3 separate regions of the Homo sapiens genome follow, and all the other regions are linked to region 1. The links are chromatin loops, found by intact Hi-C in ENCODE. Cell type or tissue: Calu3. All regions are shown on one strand.

Region 1 (5,000 bases):
ATACAATTTTATTTGTTTCAATAGTACCACAAAAGAAGCAAAATACCCATTTGTGGAGACCTCTGTAATTTCTAAAGTATCTTTATCTCCCAACACACTGTATGATAGGTCAGGGAGGTATTATTTATTTTTTCTGTTAAGAAAATTAGAACTCAGAAGTTGAGGAGCTTGTCCTGAGTCACCCAAAGAAAATGGCAGAGCTGCGGTCACAATTAAATTTCCTGTGTCTCAAATCCATATTGATAGCCTATTGTACTCAAGTCTGTGAAATCCCTATTTTAATAGGTCCATGGGGACATTTGAGTCATTTCCCATAAAGATCAACCTTTACCTTTGGAATCGCTCTGGCCAACTTTTGTTTCATATGCATGTGTGGCTTATCACAATGTCTTGTGTTTCTATTGCTCCTTTCTCTGAGAAAATCCAGGCACATTCCAGACACTCAAGTCTAATCAGCTCTGACAGCAGAGAAGCAGGATTGGACTACGATGGGGGTCATTTGGCACTTGCCCAGTGACTGTGGTGTAACCCATTCATTCAGGTATTCCTGGAGTAAGAATGGCCTCAGTGACCCACCACCTCTGTATGCTAGGTACTTGGTTGGTGTTCCCTTCTCCTTAAAATCATACTCATGTAACCCCTGCTGCTTATCCCTTGCTGTTATTCCTTTTTTTTTGAGACGTGCCAAACTTCTCAAAAGAGTAGTGCATGCTTGCTATTGATAATTTCTCTTCTCTTATTCTCAATGTGTCATCCTGGTATTAGCTCTGACTTTCCCTCTAAATGATGCCCATATACTTTCTCAGGTTTCTTTCTCCTTAACCTAAATCTGGCTGCACTCTTGTTCTTGAAATTTTCTTCTCCATAACTGTCCTGATCTGGTTCTCTTCTTCTTCCTAGCTCTCCAGGTACCATTTTTTCTCTCTCGTTCTCTTTTTTTTTTGTTTCTTCTGGCTCCATTTTATTGTTTCCACTCCATAACAGTGTTCTTAACCCATAGTTCTTTAGGCTCTACTAACTTTTTCCTTTTAGCATATCGTTGCTTTTGTGGCTTCATCTCTGACATAAATTTTGAATGACTCCCAATCCACAGCTCAAACTATGTTCTCTTTTCTCAGCTTCAGCCTCAAATTTGCAGATGTCTACCCGACAGCTCCACTTTGATGCCCAGTTGCCACCTCAAACTTATGTCTAAATGGATTTCTCCTGGTCCCTCTCAGACTTCTTCATTTCTGTTGGTGGCATCATTCTTCCACTTACTCAAGGTCATTGTTTATAATTATTTTTTCATCCTTTTTCTTTTCCCAAATACAACACTGACTTTTCCCCTCTCGCATTACATTTCATCCTTCTATTCCTAATGCCATCATTATAGTCTGGACCATGCCTATTGCAATGAGTTAAGTGTCTTCGATTTCTACGGACTATAACACCACCCTACATGTTGTGCCACCCAAGTAGTTACCTTTTGTCCTCATTTGATATAATTTATGTCTACACTTTGGGCTGTGGCTTCTCTGCCATATTCTGTTCTATGCACTTCTTCCAACTTAAAGATGAGAGATTTATAGTATAACTCAAATAAAATCAAGCTTGTTCTCCCATGGAAACCATAGACTCCCATAAATTTTAATGGGATCTTAGCTCTCTGATGTTCTTTCCTATTTGGAGTAGAACATGTGGCAAGGAAAACAAAATCATTTCTTAGTCTTATCTTTCTGTAATGTGGTTTCTCTGGGCTGGTTCCTCTGAAAGAACTGGCTTCTACAGTGAGGTCTGATGAATGCTATGTCCTGGGCTGTGGTCACTTTGTATTTGACATGAATGTATGCACTTCTCAGCCTCCCAGGCACGGTTTACAACATTCTTTATTGTTTTTCCCATCTGGAGAGAGATAAGGTATAATACTTCTTATTGATTTTGGAAGCATTTCTATAATGCAAACAACACCTATCTGAGAAACCTTGTACTAATCACAGAAAAATGTGATCATGTGGGTCGAGGAGTGCAAGAATTTCCATAGCTGTAGGTCTGTGGGAGTATTTCCTTCTTATGATTCAGACCTTGGTTCAAAACAGTTCTCTCAATGGAAAAGGTACAGCACAAAAGCAGGATATTGGAATTATTTCTGCATTCATTCTGGTTGTACCTTAAAGTTGGAAAAACCCTTCCTTGCTCCATTTCCCTGTTGGTGAATTATGCCCTAGATTTCCTTGTTCACTGAGGAACTTACTGAAACTTCTAGCCCAATAGCCTTAAGGGGACTCTGAAGCGAGGGAGTTCACATGGCACCGCCAGGCACACTGATTGCTAGTGACAGAACCTAGACAGAACCCTCTATATCCTGCCTTTGGGTCTAGTGATCTCCTCATCGTGGAGTGGAGAGATTTTAGTGAAACACAGTGGACCCATCTTCAAATTTGAGAGGTCTAGGGAAAGAGTTCAAATGGAAGCCTATGTACCCTATGTCTAAATATTGAAATTTGTAAGTCAGGCTGAAAGATGTTAAATAAACTATAAACATATCTTAGTAATAAACTGGAAAGTCTGATTAAAATTGTGACTTCTCAAAATCTCTATGGAGTACTACAATGGTGTAGTGTGGGAGAATGCATCTCCGACCTGACCCATTCATTTCCCTTCTTGGAATCAACTCCAATCAATACCTGAATGGGCCTTGTGTGCCCACATTCCAGTTCTATCCACTCCTCCTCCAAACAGCTGCCTCTTGGGGTTAAGTGGCATACACCAGCTGTGCAGTTTATTCTTAAGAGGTCACATCTGGGAGGAAGCCCACATAAGACCTGGAAGCAGGCTTGGGATGTTTGGGCAAGAAACTCCAGAGTCTTCAGGACCCAGAGAGTGGTATCAAAGGGGGATGTGATTCACCTTGGCTGTGCAGGCTCCTTGACTGATATAAACTGGTCATAGGCACAGTTGGGTATCTAAGGCAGGACCCCTCTTACCTGGGTCTTAGGACAGCACTGAAATATATCAAAGGTACATTGAGAATACTGTTCCTTTGTAGCTTTGATACATTTGTAGAACACTATTGTTAGGTCTTTCCACTCTGACTTCCCATCATCTTTCAGGGCTGGCTCTCACCTGCTGTAGAAAACACACAAACCCCACTGATGAGCCTCCAATGTAGGTGGAACGAGTCCAACCAATCTATTTCCTCTATGTTACCGACCTGAAATGACTCCCTCCTGTATTTCCTTGTGTTAAATTTTGCCCTCATCTCACTGCTAGAAGTCCAGGTAGCCCCTAGTACAAATTCACCCTTTGGAAAAGCTGTGATTTAGTGCCAGGTCTAGGAGATGCTGTGTAGCAGGTGGATGGGGAGCCTTAGGCCTCCTTTCGATTCTCCCTCTTGACTCCCAAAAGTTTCTTCTTCTCAATTGTCAGATGCCTATTCTCTCATGTCTCATCTGCCACCTTTACCCCCCACCACCCTTATGCATTCTGTACTTTGAAAATACCTCATCTCCCCCAGTCTTTTTTGTGCCATTTTCTTAAGCCATCAAAAGTCTCTTCCCTTCAGAGAAGCTGTGTGAAGTGTATAAATTTTTTTTTGCTACATTAATCCATTAGAAAAACTTGTAAGGTAAGAAAGTTCATCTTGAAGCCACCAGGCTGTCTTTTCCCACCCTTGTGTTGTCCCCATTGTGCTGTTTCCATTTTCTCTTTTCTATCAAATCAAAACCAGCTCTCAGGAAAGAATACTCATAGGTAATTTGTGGTATCTTGGAAGTGGCATAAATGACTTGGTCTTCCAAAAGAAATGTTGCTGGTGGGGGCTGGGGGGAGCAAGTATTCTGGGTCACTTGAAAAGGCCGTAGAAGTCATAATATGTTGGGTGCCTGAATGCTCAGCCTCTGTATCTGCCATTCAAAGGGCCCTGCAAAGCAAGGCCTGTTATAATCCAGGTGTGTGTCTATATGCACCGAGGGTCACATTGTAGAAAAAAAGTGCAAAGACAACAATTTATTCCTAGTTTTTGCAAATCAGGATTGTCTTCTCCTTAGGGCAGGAAAATGAACTGGAGGAAGGAGAATAAACACAATGCTGAAGAGCCTGTTTATGGGGGTTCAAGCATTTCTGTTTCCTTCCTTGCTTTGCACCTCCTCACTCTCTTAACACTCAGATTTCTGGAATGGACCCAGGATGCAAATGTAGCTATAGGATTTGGATGCAATTCCTCTATGTTCTCTGCCATACCTCCTTTCAAAATGAGTCAAGAAGAGAGAAAACATAAAGATCATCTTCTCTTTTTAATATAAACAATCTGTGGCTGCAGGAAAAGGGGTTGAAACACGAGGGATAGATATTACTCAGGGTGACAGTCGGCCTTCTGCAGAATGACCTTTACTGACTGTTTATCCTGACTGTTGGAGAGGAAGGCCAGGAAATGCTTTCAAAACGTGGACACATCAGTAACCAGGATATATATATGTTCAGTGACTGTTCCTCTTCTACCAACTGAAATGATACGCAGTTTTATTTCTATTTTTACAAAATAATTGAAGCGAGTTCGTTGCTTTCTCCAGGGAAGTAACTGAGACATAATTTCAAGTATTAATACAACAGAAGTCTTAAAGGTATACGTGGCACATGATGCTTGAACTTTTACAAAATACTTTTCCTTAGAGGAAACTTTGGAGGCTGAATGATGTTATGGATAGAGTTCAAGTTTTGAAGTTAGATCTGTTTTAAATCTGTTTCCCTGTATGAAGAATGGTGTTGCTTATTCTCTTCGATCCCATTTCTTTCTGTATAAATGTAGTAACAACATTTAAATCTTTCTTGATTGCTACAAGGGTCAAATGAGAAAATCTATGTGAAGTGTCTGGCGGGGAGTTGATGCTCAATGAAATTTAGTTTCCTTCTATGGCCAGAGACTGCTTGTTGCCTAACCAATATCCATATCCCCTTTTCATTTAGTACAGACCCTGATTTCATTCTGATGGCTGTATGCTCAGTAATGAGGCCATATGTCC
Region 2 (5,000 bases), 390 kb after region 1:
CTCTCTTTTTGTTTATCCATATTATACTGTAATAGTGCTAGAACTCCTTCAAGTTGAAAGTTTACCGTGAAACATGATCCTGTTACCTCTGTAACTGGGAACTAAGTATTAATACACATGGGAAACTAGAGAGAAAGAAAAGATCTTATAAGTGGAACCATGGATGATACAACTAACATCACAGTCAAGCCTCCACATCAGACCCTTGAATACTAGTCAGGACACAGACCTATAACTGTTAATTTGTCATCTACATACGATATTAAACCAGCATTTCTTAAATCCTGTTTTCATTGATCCTGACTCTTCACCTCTGCCTGGTTCCCTGTTGCTGCAGGTTTTCTCTTGCTCCTTATCTTCCTCTTGTCTTGCTCTTGTTCTCTCTGTTTCTACTTCTCCGGCTGCTGTCAACTAGAAGATTCTTTTTATGTGCCTATAAAAATCCAATTTTAAAAGAGAGAGGATCAGACGGGCATGGTGGCTCACACCTGTAATCCCGGCATTTTGGGAGGCCGAGGAGGGTGGATCACTTGAGGTCAGGAGCTCGGAGACCAACCTGGCCAATATGGTAAAACCTCATCTTTACTACAAATACAAAAATTAGCCAGGTGTGGTGGCAGGCACCTGTAATCCCAGCTACTCAGGAGGCTGAAGCAGGAGAATTGCTTGAACCCAGGAGGTGGAGGCTGCAGTGAGCTGAGATCATGCCGCTGCACTCCAGCCTGGGCGACAGAGTGAGACTCCACCTCAAAAAAAATAAAAAAGAAAGAAAAAAGGAAATAGAGAGAATCTGTTTGGCTTCATTAACCATTATCCTGAATAGAGGGCCTCTTTTAGGCAGGTATTTCAGGCTCAGCCAGCTCATTGGCTGGCGCCATTCCTGTTCCAGTCAGCCATGGCCAGTGGATAGAAACACACACTACAGAACATGGCAGCCACGCTGAGGAAGTACCTTTCACCATGTGGTAGACACTCAGAGACTGCTCTGAAAAGGTCAGTGTTGTAATTAGTGAAAAAGGAAGGGAGGAAAGGACGAAGGGAGGGAGAGAGGGAGTGAGAAAGGGAAGGAGGAAAAAGAAATGAAGGAAGAGAGGGCCAATCTATTATATATTTTCAGAGAGTTCTCATGATTAGAAGTTTTCTCTTATATTGAGCTGAATTCTACCATTATGTAACTTCCACCTCAATTTTGTTTTGTCCTTTTGTACCTCATCCTAGTTCTGTTTTCTTCAAATGTTTGAGGACAGCTATTTACTTCCATCTCTTTCAACCACGCCCCATATGATAAAAGCTTTTAACTTCTCTTTAACTTGGCCACTCTCTTCTATGAGAGTGAGGAGTGAGGTCCAGTTTGATCATACACTCTTGAACACTCTTAAAACGTGGCTCCCCAAAATAAATACGATAGCCCAGATGTGATCTACCTACCTATAATTACAGATTACCTAAACCTTTTCACCAGCCAAGTGAGACTTCTGGTTTCTGTTGAAATGCTCTCCAGACAGGTCTCTCTCATCTGTTGTTCATACAATGGATGTATTGTAATGTGGATGCAAGAAATTTATATTTGCATCTATTAAATTTACCAACCATGTCTTCATAACAGTTATTAGTGTGCTCCCTTTTACAAGTACTTTCACAGACATTATCTCATTTAATCCTCCCAACATGTTGATTTTAGACCATAGCTGCTACTTGGTCTATATGATCACTCCTAGTTGAAGTCTTTCCTGTATTCACCATTAACACTGGAGTCTTCAGCATAATTAAAGTACTGAAGAAAAGTGAACTAAATGTCCCCTTTTGGCATTAAATAACAAACTGTGTACAGCAATGTACTAGGCAAGGCAGGATGCACAGTATTGTGGAAGAGGGTCACTGTATGAACTGAAATTATTGTTGAATAGAGAGAACACAGAATAAGAGCTAATGGGAGATGTTTCTGTGCATTGCTTAACAGCATATATGTCAATGGAACAATATTTTCTACAAAATATATGTTAAACAATCTCTTCTTTCTCTGCACTTAGAATGGTTGTCAAATGCAGTGGTGGGACTTTCCTCAGAGGTTTGTGTAGTCATGGATCAAATATAACACATGTATTTGAGAAAACTCTTGTAATTCTGCACTTTCATACTAGTCTTTTCAAGTTCTGTTCCCACATATTGATTCTTTCTCACTATGGAAATATGAAAGCTTTGTGGTTCAAGGTGGTGCTCTCTAATCATTGGGCTGCTGCCTGGTCTGCATGACTATCCTGAGAGTCACTCTGTCGGTAGCCTTGTTCATTCAATTACTATCATCTCCACCTCATTCCATTGCTTCTACTCCCTATATAAGGAGAGTAGGCTGTCTTGTTTCTTTCTTTGTCATATTTTCCCTGTCTTCGGTCATAGATGAAATGCAGGATTGTTTTTTTTTCCTTTACAATAATCTGTACTGCACACCTATAGAATACAGATACCAATCTATTATTAAAATTCATTGCCAAGTATTCAATTTTGAACAGAACTTTCTCCTGTTGACTATCTTAGTAGCTAAAAAAAAAAATTATCAGATTTAAATCCAGTAACTGGTATGATACTTATGATACATCTTCTATTTGTTTAAGCAGCATAACCTAATGTCAAGTAAAAAGAAAAGTATAGCTGGTTTTTGGGAAAATCATAAATAATTTTTAAAATTTAGTCTATAAATTTTTTAAGAAGTATATATATTCTTTTGGAAATCATTTAGAAACCCTTGTATCTCCTAATAAGTTAAGTGAGATTATGTGTGGGTCAAGACAGTCTGAAAAGGGCGTATGTGTGAATATATGTGTATCTATGATTGCATATGTGTCTCTGGGGAGGAGTGTGTCTGTGTGTGTGGAGTGTGTGTCTATGTATCTGGGTGCCTGTGGATGTGGAGAGGACAGAGCATGGGGAAAAACCATACTCCTACAAATTCGTCCCCTCCATTTGGTATCAGTTCAACATGATAAATGCAAAGATGAAAAGAATATGGAGAATGTCTTGTTAATGGTAACACCTGGTTCAGGAAGAAAACATGGAGCCAAAAGCCTTTATTCCTAATTCCTCTTTCCCGCAGCTGCCAGTTGGGTGTGTCTTGCTAATAGTTTTAGTACATTTCATGAGTGCATAACAAAGTGTAATTTTTTAAAGTAGAAAAGCAGTTGCTGGTGAGTCTACTGAAATGGTTTATTTTACAACTATTTCTACATTCAGGAACTTATATAAATATTTAATCCAACCACTACATATTTGCTTGCTTCCTCAACCACATTCCTTTACACATGGGTAGACCCTGGCTCTGCATGCCAGCCAATAAGCATAATTTATCTCATTTGTTCTGCATCACTACTCTTTACAATAGGTGTCTTGCCTCCATTGACCACTGTAGAAAGGAAACTCGATAGTTAAGGAATTTGCTCTAGGCCATTCAGCTAGGAAGTTGTTGAATCTGATACAGATTCATTAGCCTGCACAGCCCATAATTTCCCACTCCTGTAGTGCTTCTCCAGTCTCTCTTTGATCCTTTCTTTCCTATTCTCTTTACCCTTTGACTGATAAACTTGATGACTTGAACTATATGTTGATTCCTGATAACAATTTTAATATGTAGCATTTAATGGTCAATATTTTCAACAAAATGGAAGGATTATTAGTAAAACTTGGGTTCAAATTCTTCCTCCCCTGAGCCCAGAGACGAATGAGTGAATCTTCCTTCTATTTCAGAAGAAGCTCTCAAACAATCACTTAGCTAACTTGTCTGTTGCAGCTCTGCAGAAGAACAACTCCATGTCTGTATCAAGTTTGTTAATCCTGTGTTAGGCAGGACTCTGCCTGTTGTTTGGATATATTCCACCTTCAGATGCTCCATGTTGAGGCCCATGTTTTTGCATTATCTAAATAGCATTAAGAGAAGAATCACTAAGCCATCTCCAGAGTCCTATCTGAGAAGAGTTGAGAAATGGTGGTACTCTCTGGGTCACTATAGGTGTTCCTAATCTATGCTTTTATCTTGGCTTCTCTAGCAATCTGAAGAAGATCTCTAGCTTCATTCATAGCTTGGTGATGGTATTCATGAATAGGAATGCTTGTTGCATTTAAATTTAATTTAAAACCATTGTATTGTGATGCTGATAAAACACTGAACAAGATTAGTATCCTGGATAACATTGGGTTTACTATGCTTTGGTAAATGGATAATAATTGGGTTGCTTGTAGCCTTTTTTTTTTTTTTTTGAGACAGTGTCTTGCTCTGTTGCCCAGACTGAAGTGCAATGGTGTGATCTCAGCTCACTGCAACCTCTGCCTCCCAGGTTCAAGAGATTCTCCCACTTCAGCCTCCTGAGTAGCTGGGATTATAGGTATGGGCCACCACCCCTGGCTAATTTTTGTATTTTTAGTAGAGATGGAGTTACGCCATGTTGGCCAGGCTGGTCTCGAACCCCTGACCTCAGGTGATCTACCATCCTTGGCCTCCCAAAGTGCTGGAATTACAGGCGTGAGCCACCACACCCAGCTGCTTCTTGCCATTTTTCTCCACCCAGCTAAGAGGTTAGTGTTCATGAATGATCGCTTCAGCTCCTTATCTCCACTTGCAGCTTTTCATATTACCTAAGACAGCAAATTTACAGCTTGATCTAATCTCTTTGTTTGTTTGTTTGTTTTGTTTTGTTTTGTTTTGAGACAGGATCTTGCTCTGTCACCCATGCTCACTGAAACCTTTGCCTCCTGGCTCAAGCAATCCTCCCACCTCAGCCTCCCAAGTAGCTAGGACTACAAGCATGCACTACCATGCCTGGCTAACTTTTTTTTTTTTTGTATTTTTAGTAGAGATGGGGTTTCACCATGTTGCTCAGGCTGGTCTCGAACTCCTGGGCTCCAGTGATACTCCCACCTTGCCCTCCCAAAATGCTGGGATTACAGGCATGAGCCACTGCACCTGCCTTTACTACTCTTAAACCTCTTTAGAACTATCTCTGCATCCTTGA
Region 3 (5,000 bases), 98 kb before region 1:
AGACTGCTGCCCCAGGAATGTTCTCCTTAGCTGGGGTGATTGAACATTTTATCTCATGGTCCTGATGGAATAAAATAATAGGCCTTAAAATATAATTCTAGAAAGAAATTAGGGGGAAATCAAGTAACAATTCAGTGGAGTAGGAACATTCAACCCAGGGCATCACTGCTGTTTTCTTCCAAGCTTCCGATGCAAGACCACTTGTGGCCCTGCTGGGTAAGCTGGGGAGGGAATTACCAACAAGACTGCCCCTCAGACCCAGGCTGCAGATTCAAAGCACTTTATTTAGGAAGAGTTGAAGGTACTTACACACACCTATTTCCCCAAATGGCAAGAAATATGATCTTTTTTGAGTATGCATTTTGAAAGTATTTGAAATACCCTTTTTGAAAATATCCCTTTTCAAATATGATCTTCCCAAGGGCCATATGCTGATGGAAAAATGACTTGAGCGTGGAGTGAATTTGTGAGATGCCTTTGGAACTCTGTCCCCAAAATTGAAAAAATAAAAAAAGCAGAATAAACTTAGTACTTAACTCTAAAGGTCTGCTAACAGGTCATGTACATAAAGGTAGAAAAGAGATTCAGAGACAGATGAAGAAATTCAAGAGGGACAAATTCTGTTCTAAAGATAGTTCAACTGCTGTGCCAGCCTCCTTTTGTCCCTGGTCCCTCCATCTCCCCTCCCCATTCTCCACCTTTTTGCATCTGTCTTTCTGCTCAGAAAAACTGGCCTGTATGGACCCACAAAGTGTTTCCATGTCTTCATCCTCTGGGTTTGTCCAGTGAAGAAGGAATCCCAGGAGGAGATGAGAAGGAAGGGATGAATGAGGTCAAATATTGATTCCCCTGGCTCCCTGCCAGATAGGTTGCCTGGAACCTCTGTGTGCATCTACGGAAGGTCACAGGTCTTCTCAAGGTGTGGTGTCTGCATAGTCTCTTCTTTGGTAACTTCCCCTCTCTTTTTAGGCCTAGTCAGTCACAGTTCTACTAACTATTAAACTGCAGGTTACAGCACTATCTCTGTGGCTCCTCTACGCCTACAGCTTTGCAAGTATATCCTCCTGAGAGTATGCTATTTCAAGTGTGCCATCTGCTTCTCAGTGGAACCCTGATGTCTGGGTACCAGATACTCCCGTTTTCATGGAAGATGTTAGCTGCTGTAGGGTTTGAGAGATTGGAATTACCCTGGTTCAGTTCCTTTAGCCCTGAATTTCGGGAGGTAAATGCAAAGCCCTGACAATGATGACCTAATTCCCTGACTTCCTCTGGGTGTCAGAGATTTGGATGAGTTTAGAACATTGATTTTTGGACTGGGCGTGGTGGCTCATGCCTGTAATCCCAGCACTTTGGGAGGCCGAGGTGGGCGGATCACCTGAGGTCAGGAGTTTGAGACAAGCCTGGCCAACATGGCAAAACCCCGTCTCTACTAAAAATACAAAAATTGGCCAGGTGTGATGGCACGTGCCTGTAATCCCAGCTACTCAGGAGGCTGAGGCAGGAGAATCGCTTGAACCCAAGAGACGGAGGTTGCAGTGAGCCAAGATCACACTACTGCACTCCAGCCTGGGCGACAGAGTGAGACTCTGTCCCAAAACAAAGCAAAACAAACAACAACAACAAAAAACACTTATTTGATTTTTGGGAATTTGGAGCGCTAGGTCTGGGACAAGGAGTGTGATTTGTTTGTAAAGCGATGTGTTGGGCTTCAGTGTTCATTTGAATACGTCATTTAGTGATGGTTGTTTCTATATCTCTTATTAGTTAGCCTCTCCAACTTACCTAAAATAACAAAATCACAGATAATTTGTAGGCTAAAATTAGTCTTAAAAATTATTTTTGGCAGGGAGTGGTGGCTCATGCCTGTAATCCCTACATTTTGGGAGGCTGAAGCAGGTGGATCACCTGAGGTCAGGAGTTTGGGACCAGCCTGGCCAATATGATGAAACCCTGTCTCTACTAAAAATACAAAAGATTAGCTGGGCGTGGTAGCGCATGCCTGTAGTCCCAGCTAATCAGGAGGCCGAGGCAAGATAATTGCTTGAACCTGGGAGGCAGAAGTTGCAGTGAGCTGAGATGGTGCCATTGCACTCTAGCCTGGGCAACAAGAGCAAAACTCCACAGTTTTTTTTTGTCTCCCTCCAACATACCTTGAATAACAGTGCAAATTCACTGAATATAGAGTTTGGTGAGTTTATCTTTCCAAACAGAATTAGACTTTGACCTTTCGTAGTCACAATTGCAAGTGATACCTAAAGGGAAGTTGGACTGCTGCAGACAGTTGTTGAGGATGTGCACTGGTACCTGTAGGGGGCACCATTCATATATACTGTGAATTGGCATGCAACCTGCACAACCGTGTGCAGTGACCCTAGGAGGGGCCATAATCACCTCCAGCACTGATGGGCAGAACAGGGTGGAGTTTAACTGTTGCCCACACTGCCTCTGGTTATCTGCATTTTAAGCTTATGCCTTAACCTCAAGTATCTGATTCACGGTGTGAATTTTGCTTTTACTGTGGCTCTTTGTATATTGCAGCTAAATATTTCACATATGATGTCTCAATGTTTGAGGATATTCCATGGCAAATTTAATTTCTGGAGTACCAAGATGAAGAGAAGAAGCACTGGATCTAGTGCTGGATACCTGGATTCAAACCTTGGCAGAACAATGATGAAGCATTTCCGGCAGGACTCTCAGAATCTCAGGCTTCTTAACTGTAAACCAGGGTGAATAGTAGCTTTCTTATAGGTTTTGATGAATAAACAAGATTACATATTTCAAAGAACCTTACACACAATAAATGCTGAGTAAATATTGATTTATTCTTACAAAGCAAAACCTGTAAAAGTGACATTTTCAGAAAAGATTAATAGGTGAGCCTCTCAAGCACCAGTTTACAACAGATTTTTTTAATGCAACAGAAACTGTTTGGGAGGCTGGAGAGAGCTGGTTAGCTGGGCTTGAGGCTAACTGCACATGACATTCAGCTCCAGGGGCAGAGGCCTGATCCCCAGAGGGTTCAAAACCATTCTTGGCTTTTGCCCTTTTCTCTGACATCTTGAGTTTTCCTATTTATCGACAGGGCCAAGTGGCAAAGAGGTATTCTTCTTTGCCTTTGAATGTTTGCACAGCTTCCTCTTCTGATTAGAGAAATCAGATAGAGCTGGGATCTTTCACCTCTATCCTAATTGGTACATAGCACATTGTGACATCGCATCTATTGGTGTTGAACATGTAGGGGGAGGATTAGGATTTAGACCAAAGTTTTTTTTTTTTTTTTTTCAGAGTCGTACTTTGTCTGGGACTGCAAGTGCATACCAACATGGCCAGCTAATTTTTAAAATTTTTTGTAGAGATGAGGTCTCATCAGGTTGCTCGGGCAGCTTCTGGGCTCAAGCAAGCCTCCTACCTTGGCCTCCCAAAGAGCTGGGATTCCAGGTTTGAGCCACCACACCCAGCCTAGACTTTATTTTCTATGGTGATGGAATTAGGGAGTGGAAGTGAAGGATGTTATAATGTGGGCTTTAACTTGAAAAGGGATATAATCTACTCCCTCTATTAGGCGACTCCTGATTCTTGAAGCCAAATTTTTCAGTCTTCTTTTGTGATTCCAGGAGCCAAAACAACCAAGGAAGACCTGGTTCCAGTAATAATAATGATATCTTATATTTGTATAATGCTTTGTACTTTGGAAAGCAGCTCTATAATCTCATTTGACCCTCACATAAACCCAGTGAGGTGGCTTGGGAGGCATTCATTCCTTTATTTTACAGCTACAAAATCCCAGAAGATAATAAGTGTCTCGCCATGATCTCATAACATGTAAGTGATAGAGTCCAGGTCTCCTGGGTACTAGTCTAGCATTTTTTACTTTACACTGTATCATCTTGAGCATTCACATTCTTTGAAAAAATTTTTATTAATGAATTTATAATGTGTGTTCATGGTTTCAAATTTAAAAAGGTACGAAAGGATATATAGTCAAAATTAAGCCCTCTTCCTTCTTTCCTACTCTCTTAATGTATTGCCCTTTCTGGATATGACCACCATTCCCTATTTCTCATGTCTTCTTTGGTGATATTCTGGGCATTTTAAAGCATAAATGTATATTTTCCCCTTCCCTGATGGACTTAAAAAAATATAAGACAGTGGAAATACCCTAGAGAAGTGGGCTTGGAGAAGTTGGTAAGTAATCCCACTTGGGGTTTTGTGAGAAATATACCTAATCTTTGTGGCTTTGCTTTTGGGAATCTAAATGGCATATTTTAGCTTTTTTTTTTTTTTTTTTTGATGGAGTCTCACTCTGTCACTCAGGCTGGAGTGTAGTGGTGCGATCTTGGCTCATCACAACTTCCACCTCCTGGGTTCAAGCGATTCTCTTGCTTTAGCCTCCCAAGTAGCTGGGATTACAGGTGCCCACCTCCACGCCTGGCTAATTTTTGTATTTTTAGTAGAGATGAGGTTTCACCATGTTGGCCAGGCTGATCTCAAACTTCTGACCTTAGGTGATCCACCTGCCTTGGCCTCCCAAAGTATTGGGATTACAGGTGTGCACCATGGCACCCAGCCTATTTTAGCTTTTTAAATATAAAAGACAATCTCTTTGCACTTTAGATCTTAAAAGTAATGCAGGTGTTTTAAAAAAGTTCTTACTGTGGGATTTTTTTCTAATAGTAATAGATAATAGTTATTAAGTGATTTACTAAATGCCAGTTACCATTCTAAGTACCTTTTGTGTAATGTTTCATTAATTCTCACAATAAAGCTATGATAGAGGTATTATTATTATCCATTTTTTATAGCTGAGCAAACTAAGTCTCAGAAGGGTTAAGTAATTTACCCACAAGCACACATAGAGTACATGTCCAAGCTGGGATTTGAAGCAAGGCAGCTAAGCTTACCCCAAGAGCCACATTCTTAACCTTTGTATCAATGTGACAAAAATAATTCATGCAGGTTAAATTACTCCTGAGAATGACTTCAGTAAGGAAGCAGGG

What was found. Peaks named below come from ENCODE experiments on the same cell type or tissue, not always from the same donor. Only the 100,000 strongest peaks of a DNase experiment are listed, where the experiment ranks them.
Region 2: it touches region 1 in a loop (3-fold over the local background); 2 of 110 quality-filtered maps call a loop at or near these places.
Region 3: a loop joins it to region 1, with 6 times the contacts of the local background. A loop is called at or near these places in 8 of 110 quality-filtered maps.

The regions. Positions count from the first base shown.
Region 1 is chr5:57,434,014-57,439,013 of GRCh38, forward strand. All of the region lies in intron 1 of RMEL3 (enriched in melanoma 3), which reads left to right. Among named protein-coding and RNA genes, the nearest start is that of RMEL3, 41 kb to the left of the region's middle. In Calu3, no CTCF peak of the experiment used is centred here; DNase peaks (open chromatin) are centred at 498, 1,988 and 2,268.
Region 2 is chr5:57,821,966-57,826,965 of GRCh38, forward strand. No RefSeq gene overlaps it. Among named protein-coding and RNA genes, the nearest start is that of LINC02225, 75 kb to the right of the region's middle. In Calu3, no CTCF peak of the experiment used is centred here; DNase peaks (open chromatin) are centred at 2,256 and 3,346.
Region 3 is chr5:57,335,970-57,340,969 of GRCh38, forward strand. No RefSeq gene overlaps it. Among named protein-coding and RNA genes, the nearest start is that of RMEL3, 57 kb to the right of the region's middle. In Calu3, a CTCF peak has its summit at 2,320 (motif pointing right); a DNase peak (open chromatin) is centred at 2,342.